Regions from separate parts of the Homo sapiens genome. Here regions 1 and 3 are each linked to region 2. Evidence: chromatin contacts called from ENCODE Hi-C data. All regions are on one chromosome and are shown on one strand. The core of a region is the stretch at or near the end of the contact, and the rest is flanking DNA. Distances in the headings are between cores, read along the strand shown.

Evidence for each region. Hi-C counts contacts between places; a loop is a spot of excess contacts on that map. Pooled maps may share reads with other maps.
Region 1: a pooled map shows a loop between it and region 2 (5-fold over the local background). The contact joins two enhancer-like sites. A Hi-C loop is called at or near these places in 2 of 37 single-sample maps with no recorded cell type and 2 of 50 pooled maps.
Region 3: a loop to region 2 is called in a pooled map, with 9 times the contacts of the local background. The contact joins two enhancer-like sites. A Hi-C loop is called at or near these places in 2 of 37 single-sample maps with no recorded cell type and 3 of 50 pooled maps.

The regions. Positions count from the first base shown.
Region 1 is chr10:30,735,108-30,738,476 of GRCh38, reverse strand. No RefSeq gene overlaps it. Among named protein-coding and RNA genes, the nearest start is that of LINC02644, 14 kb to the right of the region's middle. RefSeq lists enhancers at 59-148, 1,303-1,352. Within about 2 kb of position 1,541, at least 3 of the 41 ENCODE cell types and tissues checked have a DNase peak (open chromatin) inside an H3K27ac peak, as active enhancers do.
Region 2 is chr10:32,317,380-32,320,503 of GRCh38, reverse strand. The region is part of intron 1 of EPC1 (enhancer of polycomb 1); the gene reads left to right. Among named protein-coding and RNA genes, the nearest start is that of EPC1, 28 kb to the left of the region's middle. RefSeq lists an enhancer at 2,626-2,685. Within about 2 kb of position 1,808, at least 9 of the 41 ENCODE cell types and tissues checked have a DNase peak (open chromatin) inside an H3K27ac peak, as active enhancers do.
Region 3 is chr10:30,700,132-30,703,255 of GRCh38, reverse strand. It overlaps the pseudogene SVIL2P. Among named protein-coding and RNA genes, the nearest start is that of LINC02644, 22 kb to the left of the region's middle. RefSeq lists enhancers at 1,127-1,176, 1,197-1,336. Within about 2 kb of position 1,700, at least 12 of the 41 ENCODE cell types and tissues checked have a DNase peak (open chromatin) inside an H3K27ac peak, as active enhancers do.

The sequences.
Region 1 (3,369 bases), core at 292-2,791, 1.6 Mb after region 2:
CTGGAGCCCCTAGAGGTTAGAAAACCTGCTCAAGGTCACAGAGACGTCAAGAGGCAGAGTCAGGATTCAAACCCATGTCTGTCTGTTGGGATCCAATGTCTGTGTCCTTTCTTGGTGCATCCATATTCATGTGATGGGGACAGAAACCAGACGCAAGACCTGATGATCGCTGGAGGCCGGCCAGACCCACACAGCAGTGGTTGACTTACCCCATAAACTAAACCAGGGAGACAATAGCCTAGAAATCCCCATGAGATTTCGTTCATGGTGTGGGCGATCTGAGGCACAGTCGGCAGCCTTCACCGGTCAGACAAGATGCAGGGGACTTCCTCTGATTCACTAGTTCACCTCCTGGTGTCTATGGGACCCTGTGTGGAGACTTACAGGTCTTCAAGGATGCAAAATTTCCAGCCGGGAGAGCACCACATGGGCCTCTGTTCTCCCAAAGACACGGCCAATCAGGATAGCTGGAAAGGCCTCCAGGTGAGAGCCTGGTAGGAAGTCCGCCAGCTGGTGTAGACAAGCCCGACTGTCCAACATACAAACACTTAACCTCAACTCCCTTCGGCCCTAAGGAGAAGGATGGGCTGCCCAGTTCTTTCCTGCATCTGCTTCTCATGCTGCCTTTAATAGCACCTAACTCATTTCTTCAGCAAAAAAGACTGGTGAAGGGGAGGAACACAAACTGTCCCACTGGGACAACTCTGTCCCTTTTATTCAAATCCACAAATGGGCCAGGCACAGTGGCTCGTGCCTGTAATCCCAGTACTTTGGGAGGTCAAGGCAGGTGGATCACTTGAGGTCAGGAGTTCAAGATCAGCCTGGCCAACCCCGTCTCTACTAAAAATACAAAAATTAGTTGGGTGTGGTGGCGCGTGCCTGTCCTCTTAGCTACTTGGGAAGCTGAGGCAGGAGAATTGCTTGAACCCGGGAGGCAGAGGTTGCAGTGAGCCCAGATTGCACCACTGCACTCCAGCCTGGGTGACAGAGCAAGATTCCCTCTCAAAAAAAAAAAAAAAAAATCCACAAGTGGTTCAATATTTGCTTAGACACCGGCACCTTTGCAAAGCCTTCTTCAGCACTCGGATACCCCATACCTCCCTCTCTTCTCTGAACCCTAACACTTTCTAGTTGCACCATTATCTTTTTAAAATACTAGGTGCTTAGGTAACCTTTCAGGGAGAAAAATAAATCAATCACCAGATGAGCATCCAACTTTAAAGTCCTTCCATCCCTCCAGGTTCTTTTTTGACCTCTCTGGGAGGCTTTACATGTATTTCCACATCTTGGGAAATCGTGTGCACGTGTTGTTATGTGATCTCCTTCTAGAAACCTTTATTTCTGAGGCACATTTCCATGTATGGACATCAGCTCCATGCCTGTTTTCAACTGGCTCTGCAGTGGTCTGCCGTGCAAACGTCTTGGGGTTTTCTTAGTCATTACAGGATTGCTGGGCACTGGGGTTGCTTCCAGCTCGTTGCTATTATAAATAGTTGTGCTGCCTCCGGTTGCTTTTGCATTGAATCACCCACTGCTTAACTGTTTAACTGTTTCCTGGGGATAGTCCTAGCTCACTGAAGGTAGGGATGTGGTTTAACCTTTTGTATCCCCCTCACTGCCCACAGGAGTGCAGGGCTCTAAGAAGAGCTTTATAACAAACACGGTTGCCAGGCGTGGTGGCTCATGCCTGTAATCCCAGCACTTTGGGAAGCCAAGGTGGGCGGATCACCTAAGGCCGGGAGTTTGAGACCAGCCTGACCAACATGGAGAAACCCCATCTCTACTAAAATTACAAAATTAGCCGGGCGTGGGGGCACATGCCTGTAATCCTAGCTACTTGGAAGGCTGAGGCAGGAGAATCACTTGAACCCGGGAGGCGGAGGTTGCGGTGAGCTGAGATTGTACCCTTGCGCTCCAGCCTGGGCAACAAGAGAGAGACTCCGTCTCAAAACAAAAACAAACAAAAACAAAAAGACAAGACAAAACAAATAAAAAAACATGGTTAGCAATGGACTGCACTCTTGCCATGTGCCAGACGCCGGGGTAAGTGCCCTCCACATATCATCTCATTTAATCCGCATAGCCGCCCCACACAGTAGGTGCCACGGTGATTCTCATTTTATCAAGGAGGAAACTAGCGCTTAAGATGATCAGATGCTTTCCCCAAAGCCGTATAGTCAGCAGACGGTGGCTGGTGGAGCTGGCTGAGGCCACTGACTCCACACACCCCTGCTCAGCCTGTCTCATGGAATGTCGCTGGGACGGGCAGATGGCTCCTATAGCCCTTCCAGTGCACTCCTGGCTGGTCCTAGGCTGAGGCTGGGCAGTCTTTTAAATTTATGTATATATTTTAAAATTTATTATTTATTTATTTATTTATTTGAGATGGAGTCTCACTCTGTTGCCTAGGCTAGAGGGCAGTGGCGTGATCTCAGCTCACTGCAACCTCCGCCTCCTGGGTTCAAGCAATTCTCCTGCCTCAGCCTCCCAAGTAGCTGAGACTACAAGCACGCACCACCATGCCTGGTTAATTTTTGTATTTTTAGTAGAGACAGGGTTTCACTATGTCGGCCAGGCTGGTCTCGAACTCCGGACCTCATGATCTGTTTGCCTTGGCCTCCAAAAGTGCTGGGATTACAGGGTGAGCCACCGCACCCGGCTTTATTTATTATTTATTTATATGCAGGATCTCACTCTGTCACTCAGGAAAGAGTACAGCGGTGCAATCTCAGCTCCCTGCAGCCTTGACCTCCTGGGCTCAAGCGATCCTCCCTCCCACCTCAGCCTCCTGAGTAGCTGGGACTACCGGTGTGCACCACTACACTTGGCTAATTTTTAAGTAATTTGTCATAGAGATGGATCTTGCTATGTCGCCCAGGCTGGTCTTGAACTCCTGGGTTCGAGCGATTCTCCCACCTCAGTCCTCCCAAAGTGTTGGGATTACAGACATGAGCCACCATGCCCAGCCTAGGCAGATTTCTTGGCTTGCAGCTTTCTAAGAATGTTCAAGATTTGCCCCATGCAGAATCACATGATTGAAAGTTACTCGTTTGCCTGTGCTGCTAATCCCATGTAGAAGACCACCTTCGAGTGCCTGCACCTGTTTGCTCCCAAGCTCCGTGTCTGCCATGTGAGACATCTGTCACTGTCACACCAGGCTCCAAGTGGACTCAGCATTTCCATTCCAGCTCCTGGGTCCCAGACAGCGTTTTCTAAACAGAAGAGCCCGTCTTCCTCTCATACCCACTGAAGGGAGAATGGAGAAGAGGGCGGGGTTCTGCTTGCAGGGCCCTTTGCACTTCAAATATTTTACAGGAAGGGGATTGCAGATGCACCCTCTGCCAAGGAAGCTTTGAGGGCCAGCATCAC
Region 2 (3,124 bases), core at 559-3,058:
GTAAAGACGTTGTTCAGCATAGCTTATCCCTGCCTCTGTGCATATCCCAAAATTATTTAATCACAGAACTCCTCACATAACACTTAATGATATTGCTGGAACTGCTTTTCAGAGAACAGTATTCTGAAACTAGTTTAAATAGAGAAATTAAGAAATTAAGAAAGGGAATTTAAGAAAGAGACTTTCACTGACTTGTAAGGATTATGCAGGTACTTGGTAACAGTTCTGGAAGCAGTACTTGAATCTCTTGTACAGATTGTACTTTTTAAAAAAAAAGTCCTTTTGCTCTTAGCTTTATTTAAAAAAAAAAAACAACCATTATTTGGAAGTAATTTTACTTACAGAAAAGTTGCAAGAAGGGGAGTAGTAAGTACATAGAGCATTCTCTACCCTTTACCCAGACGTGTTAACACTTTGCCCTATTTGCTTTATTCTCTTTCTCATATGTACACACATATGTTTTTCCCAAACCATTTAAGTTGCCTACATCGTGGCACTTTACCCCTAAATAGTTTCATGGATGTCGGCTGGGCACGGTGGCTCACACCTGTAATCCCAGCACTTTGGGAGGCCAAGGTGGGCAGATAACCTGAGGTCAGGAGTTCGAGACCAGCCTGGCCAAAATGGTGAAACTCTGTCTCTACTAAAAATACAAAAAAATTAGCCAGGTTTGGTGGTATGCGCCTGTAAACCCCAACTACTCGGGAGCTGAGGCAGGAGAGTCGCTTGAACCCAGGAGGTGGGGGTTGCAGTGAGCCGAGATTGCGCCACTGCACTTCCAGCCCAGGTGACAGAGCAAGACTCTGTCTCAAAGAAAAAAATATACATCTTTTCATAGATGTTTTCATCTTTTATGACGTAGACATTTTTGAAGAATACAGTTTTGACTTTTTTTAATAGAGTGACCCCATTTTAGGTTTGTCTGATGTTTTCTCATATTGAAGTTTTGCATTTCCAGCTGAAATGTCACATAAGGGATATCGTGTCCCCATGACATCACATCTGGAGGCACACAGATGCATCTGCACCTCACTGGTAATGGTAATTTTCACCATCTGGTGAAAGTATGGTCCAGTTTCTCCACAGTATAGTTACTATATTTCCCTTACAACAAATAAGCAATCTGTGGGGAATCTACATCCTTCTTGTTACTTTCTTATCTTCTGCCACTTCCAGTATGTGTGAGGCAGGTTGTTCAGGGGTCATGGAATCTCTATCAAGAATTTTTTTCCAGATTCTGACTTGCTCAGTTTTCAACTTTGTAAAGACTTCAGTTGAATCTTTATGGAGATAGGCATTTTTAAGTCACTTCTGCCTGTTTTTTATGTTACCATAGTATTACATAATCATTGTGGAAGACTTTCCAAAAGCGGGGTAGACATCCTAGTAGAATTATAAAGAAGGGAGAAGAGTTATAGATGGAGTTAGAGGCAGGGAACAGTACATATAGATGTTACTAGAAAGTTCTATTAGATGCTTATTCTAGGTGGATTAGGAAATTCAGGGGAGAAAGTGGTCAGGTGTTGAACTGGAGGAATTAGCTAGAGCTAGGTCATGAGGACCTGTTTCCCAAGGCAAGTTTGAATTTCACCAGGGAGGCAAATAAAGACCCAAAGATGAAGTGTGAGAGTTGACTTGGTCAAACTCTTAGAAAGACCAGTGGAGAGTAATGTAATACTAGAGGTTAGAAGGCCACTTGCTGCACGAACTGTGGCCGTGGGATGGAGAGTATTGAGTAATTTCTAGTCATAAAACCAATGAGAAATCTGTGCCTGATTTGGAAATGGGGAAATAAGAAGCAAAAGGGAGCTGGAAACATTGAGGCTTCTGACTTGGGTGACTGGATAGATGACAGTGAAACTTGCTGACGTAGGTCAGGAGGAGGAACAGATTTGGAGAGTCATGGAGCAGGGGTGTCGATGTTATGTGAGAGATGTCTGTGGAACATATAGTAAGGTCTTTATATACATGTCTAGAGTTCAGAATTCTGAGCTAGAAGTTAAGATTTAGAATAATCACCAGCATCCAAATGGTAGTTGAAGCCATGATACTGGATGAAATTGCAAGGGTGCGTATATACAAGGGCTAAGGACTAAGCAGTGGGACAGATTTAGTTTGTGTTATTGATTATATAAGCACTTTTAGACAGATTTAAATTAGTTCATTGCTGCTGCTGTAGGGCATTTTAGAAAAAAACAGACACATTTGTATCTGTATTTTACTGCTCTCGGGGCTGTTTTGGAGGCATAGAAATCATCAGCATAAAGATTACAACAAAAAATAACAGTTTGGGAGAGCCTTTTAAAATTTAATTTTGGGGAAATGATTCAATTAGATTGCGGCTTTTCTAAGCGTAGAAAGAGACTCTAATTTTATTCCCTTCCCGCTTACATTGTCACACATCACACTGGGCATGTAGGCTCTTAATATGTACAGCATAAACGACCTAAGCCTAAACGGATGCTAGGGGTACAAATAAGGACATGAGAGGACAGAATCAGAATGAAACTTCATGTCTGGGCCACCTGTTATTGTGCTACTCAGTCACTTGACTTTACATCCTGTTGATTTTATAAGGAAAGTAGTAAATTGGCAAATGTTTCACACTGAAGAGAAATAACAGAACTGGACTATTTTATCTGTAAAGGTCTTCCTTTTTGTATTCTAGAAATTGATTACTGAGCTTTAAGCAAGAGGATAGGTAGAGAGTAATAACCTTGTATCATTTATTTCTTGTGAAATATAATAGATATTAAATTGCTCTTTTCCTTGCCAGATACTATCTGTCCTTAAACTATTACCACAAGTATTTCAGATACAAAAGTAAAATGTGTTCATTTTAATTTTTTCTTTTCTTTTTTTGAGACAGAGTCTTGCTCTGTCACCCAGGCTGGAGTGCAGTGGCACGATCTTGGCTCACTACAACCTCCACCTCCCAGGCTCAAGCAAGTCTCCTTCCTCAGCCTCCCAAGTAGTTGGGATTACAGCCATGTGCCACCACACCCGGCTAATTTTTTTATTTTTAGTAGAGACAGGGTTTCCCTATGTTGGTCAGGCTGATCTCGAACTCCTGACCTCAAGTGATCCACCTGCCTCAGCATCCCAAAGTGCTGGGATTACAGGT
Region 3 (3,124 bases), core at 451-2,950, 1.6 Mb after region 2:
TACATTCTAGCAAGTTTTTTTTGTTTTTGTTTTTTGTTTTTTTTGAGATAAGGTCTTGCTCCGTTGCCCAGGCTGAAGTGCAGTTGCACAATCATAGCTCCCTGCAGCCTCGAACTCCTGGGCTGCAGTGATCCTCCTGCCTCAGCCTTGCAAATAGCTGGAACTGCAGATGTGTGCCACCATGCCTAGCTAATTTTTTAATAGAGACCAGGTCTCGTTATGTTGCCCAGGCTGTCTTGCACTTCTGGCTTCAAGCAATCCTCCCACCTCAGCCTCCCAAAATGCTGGGACTACAGGTGTGGGCCACTGTACCTGGCCACATTCTAGCAAATTCTTGTCTTTGGGATGCCCTGGGAGTGGCACGCTGGGTGGAGATTTCGGCAATAGCAGGAGCTGTGGGCAAACCTCACTTGTCATCTACTCTGTGCCACCCAGTCACCTGCAAATGCTCACCAAGTTTCCTCCAATTAATTAATAGACGTAGGGAAGAGGTAGCTCCCTCCTCAATTCTCTATTATTTTATTTCATGTTACAACAAAGCTCTCCAGAGTACAGAGATTCTCCCATCACTAAAATGAACACACTTTCATAGATCTTGAAGTGCCTTTTTGTGCACTTATTTCTAGGCCACTGACCAAGACGGCAGATGGGGAGAGCACAGAAAGATAGGAGGTCTTGTGCGGGCTTGGGATTTCAGAATTTGTGCTGTCCCCAAGAACACAGGTAATTTAGAAAAAGGTAGAGCTGAGGGCTGGGTGTGGTAGCTTATGCCTGTAATCCCAGCAGTTTGGGAGGCCGAGGCAGGTGAATCACCTGAGGTCAGGAGTTCAAGACCAGCCTGGCCAACATAGTGAAACCCCGTCTCTACTAAAAATACAAAAATTAGCCAGATGTGGTGGCGGGCACCTGTAATCCCAGCTACTCGGGTGGCTAAGGCAGGAGAATCACTTAAACCCAGGAGGTAGAGGTTGCAGTGAGCCAAGATAGCACCATTGCATTCCAGCCTGGGCGACAAGAATGAGACTCTGTCTCAAAAAAATAAGTTAATTAATTAAAAATTTAAAAAAAGAAAGAAAAAGAAATAAAACAAAAGGTAGAGAAGATATGCGTGCTGCGGAGGGAGTAGCCCTGGAATAATATGCACGATCTTTCATCCCTCCAGACCCATCTTCGGTTGTGAATCTGGCCTGGGATGCAGCCACCTCTTAGAGCAACCCCCGCTGCTGCTTGTGCCCTGCTGTGCTACTGCCTCAGTCACTTCCTGCTTGGTCAAGACCACAGCTGCTGATGTCACAGCTGAGGCACATCAAAAAGGCTGCCTGATTCAAAGAAAGCTGCCGGATAAATCATAGAGCACAGACACTTCTACCTCATGCTCTTATGGGACTTTAGGAACCAAACATAAGCACCTATGGAAAATGCACGGTGGTCTTGAAAGGCTGTGTGGTCTTTATCAGAAAATATCTGAATGACTGTCTCTTATGTCAGTCCTACTCTGCAGGCTTGCTAAGATGATAATTGAAAGGGCTTTTGGTTTCTGCTTTAGAATCTGTCACTTATGTTTTGAAGCGTTGTGAGCAAGCGATGCAGCAGATTGCAGGGTGAGGGGGATGAACCTGGGCCAGAAGCCAGATGTGTTTCTCCACGCACTGCCCTGACCTACAGCCGGAACTGGGCTCAGTGGTTTCAGCCTCATTTGCTAAGAAGGGCTGGGTGCGTAATCTTGGCTGCACCTTAAAATCCCTGGGAGCTTTTAAGACATATTGACACATAAACTGTAACTCACATGAAACGAAAACACATCTCTGGGGCTGGGCTGAGCAAATGCCTTTTTTTTAAAGGCCCCTCAGGTGATTCTGTCTCAGAGATGTTGAAAACCAGTGGGTTAGGAGCTCAGTCATCTACTTTCAGATCTGTGATTATGCCACTATTAAATACAGTTGGCTATCACATAGATTTTTATGCTTTAGCTTGTTTTTTTTTCTCTGCTATACCAAATAAAATCTTTTGAGCTGTTGTAGTTCCAGTCCTTAAAACAACAGTTGTTACCATACTGAGGTTAAACATTAGTGCATTTGCTTAACAAGGACATTAAAACTTCTTACCACACTGACATAATTTTAATGATTTCTATAATAATTAATAAGAAAATCAATAATTGGATTTTAAAGCAGGAAACTAGGCAGGAAAGTTGAAATTCATATACCAGTTCAATGGAAAACATTAAAATGTAGTTGTGTGATGCCCAATATTCTATGCTGTTTGTTGGTTCATTGGTTTCTCATCTATTGTAACAGCACCCATAGTTAAAAAGCACTACTTTTTTTGGTCTGATAGTTAAAAAGACAACAACAATCCTTTGCATGTAAGAATTTTTTTCTCATAATCACAATTTTAGAGTTTGCACATATTCTATTCAATTTCAAAAATAACTTTAAAGAGTCTAGTACCTGCAGGGAATATTACAATTGCAATCATTGTTTTAATACCATCTCCTCTCCCTCTTCCCTTCCCAAAAGGTATAAAGACATAAACATCATCTGCTGCCAAATAAATCCTGGAATTCGAGGGCGATGCTGGGAAGGTATGAAATTAGAGGGAGGCATGTTGCTTTTGCACTTTCAGATCAATGGCTGAATTCCAGACCCGGGGAAGCCTTTCAGATCCGCATGTAATTTGTTTAAACAATTGCTGTTCATCTGCCACAGCAGCACTTGGAATGCCGCAGGGAGGAACTTGCAGCATTTCTTGCTCACTTCAAGAAATCAACTATAACAAACCTCTTCTGGAAGACGACAGCATCCATATTTCTATAATAGTTAGATAAAAGTTAAAGAACTGTTCCTTTTGTGAATATTCACAGTCCACTGCATATAATCGTTTATGAAAACTGAACCCTATAAAGAGCGAGAGTAGAGGACTGTGGTGAGAACAGAGGGATCGAAGGGAATCAGCTCGCTCAGGGAGCCGTCCCAAGGTGGGGGCAGTAGTACCTGCGGATAAGCGGATTGCATTCTCCAGGATCCAGGGGATTAATGTCACAGTTCTCATAGTCAAAGGTTCCATTCCATAAGTGCTTTGCCAGCTGAAATTCTATTTTTCGTTGTGCTAACGTGACTTCTTT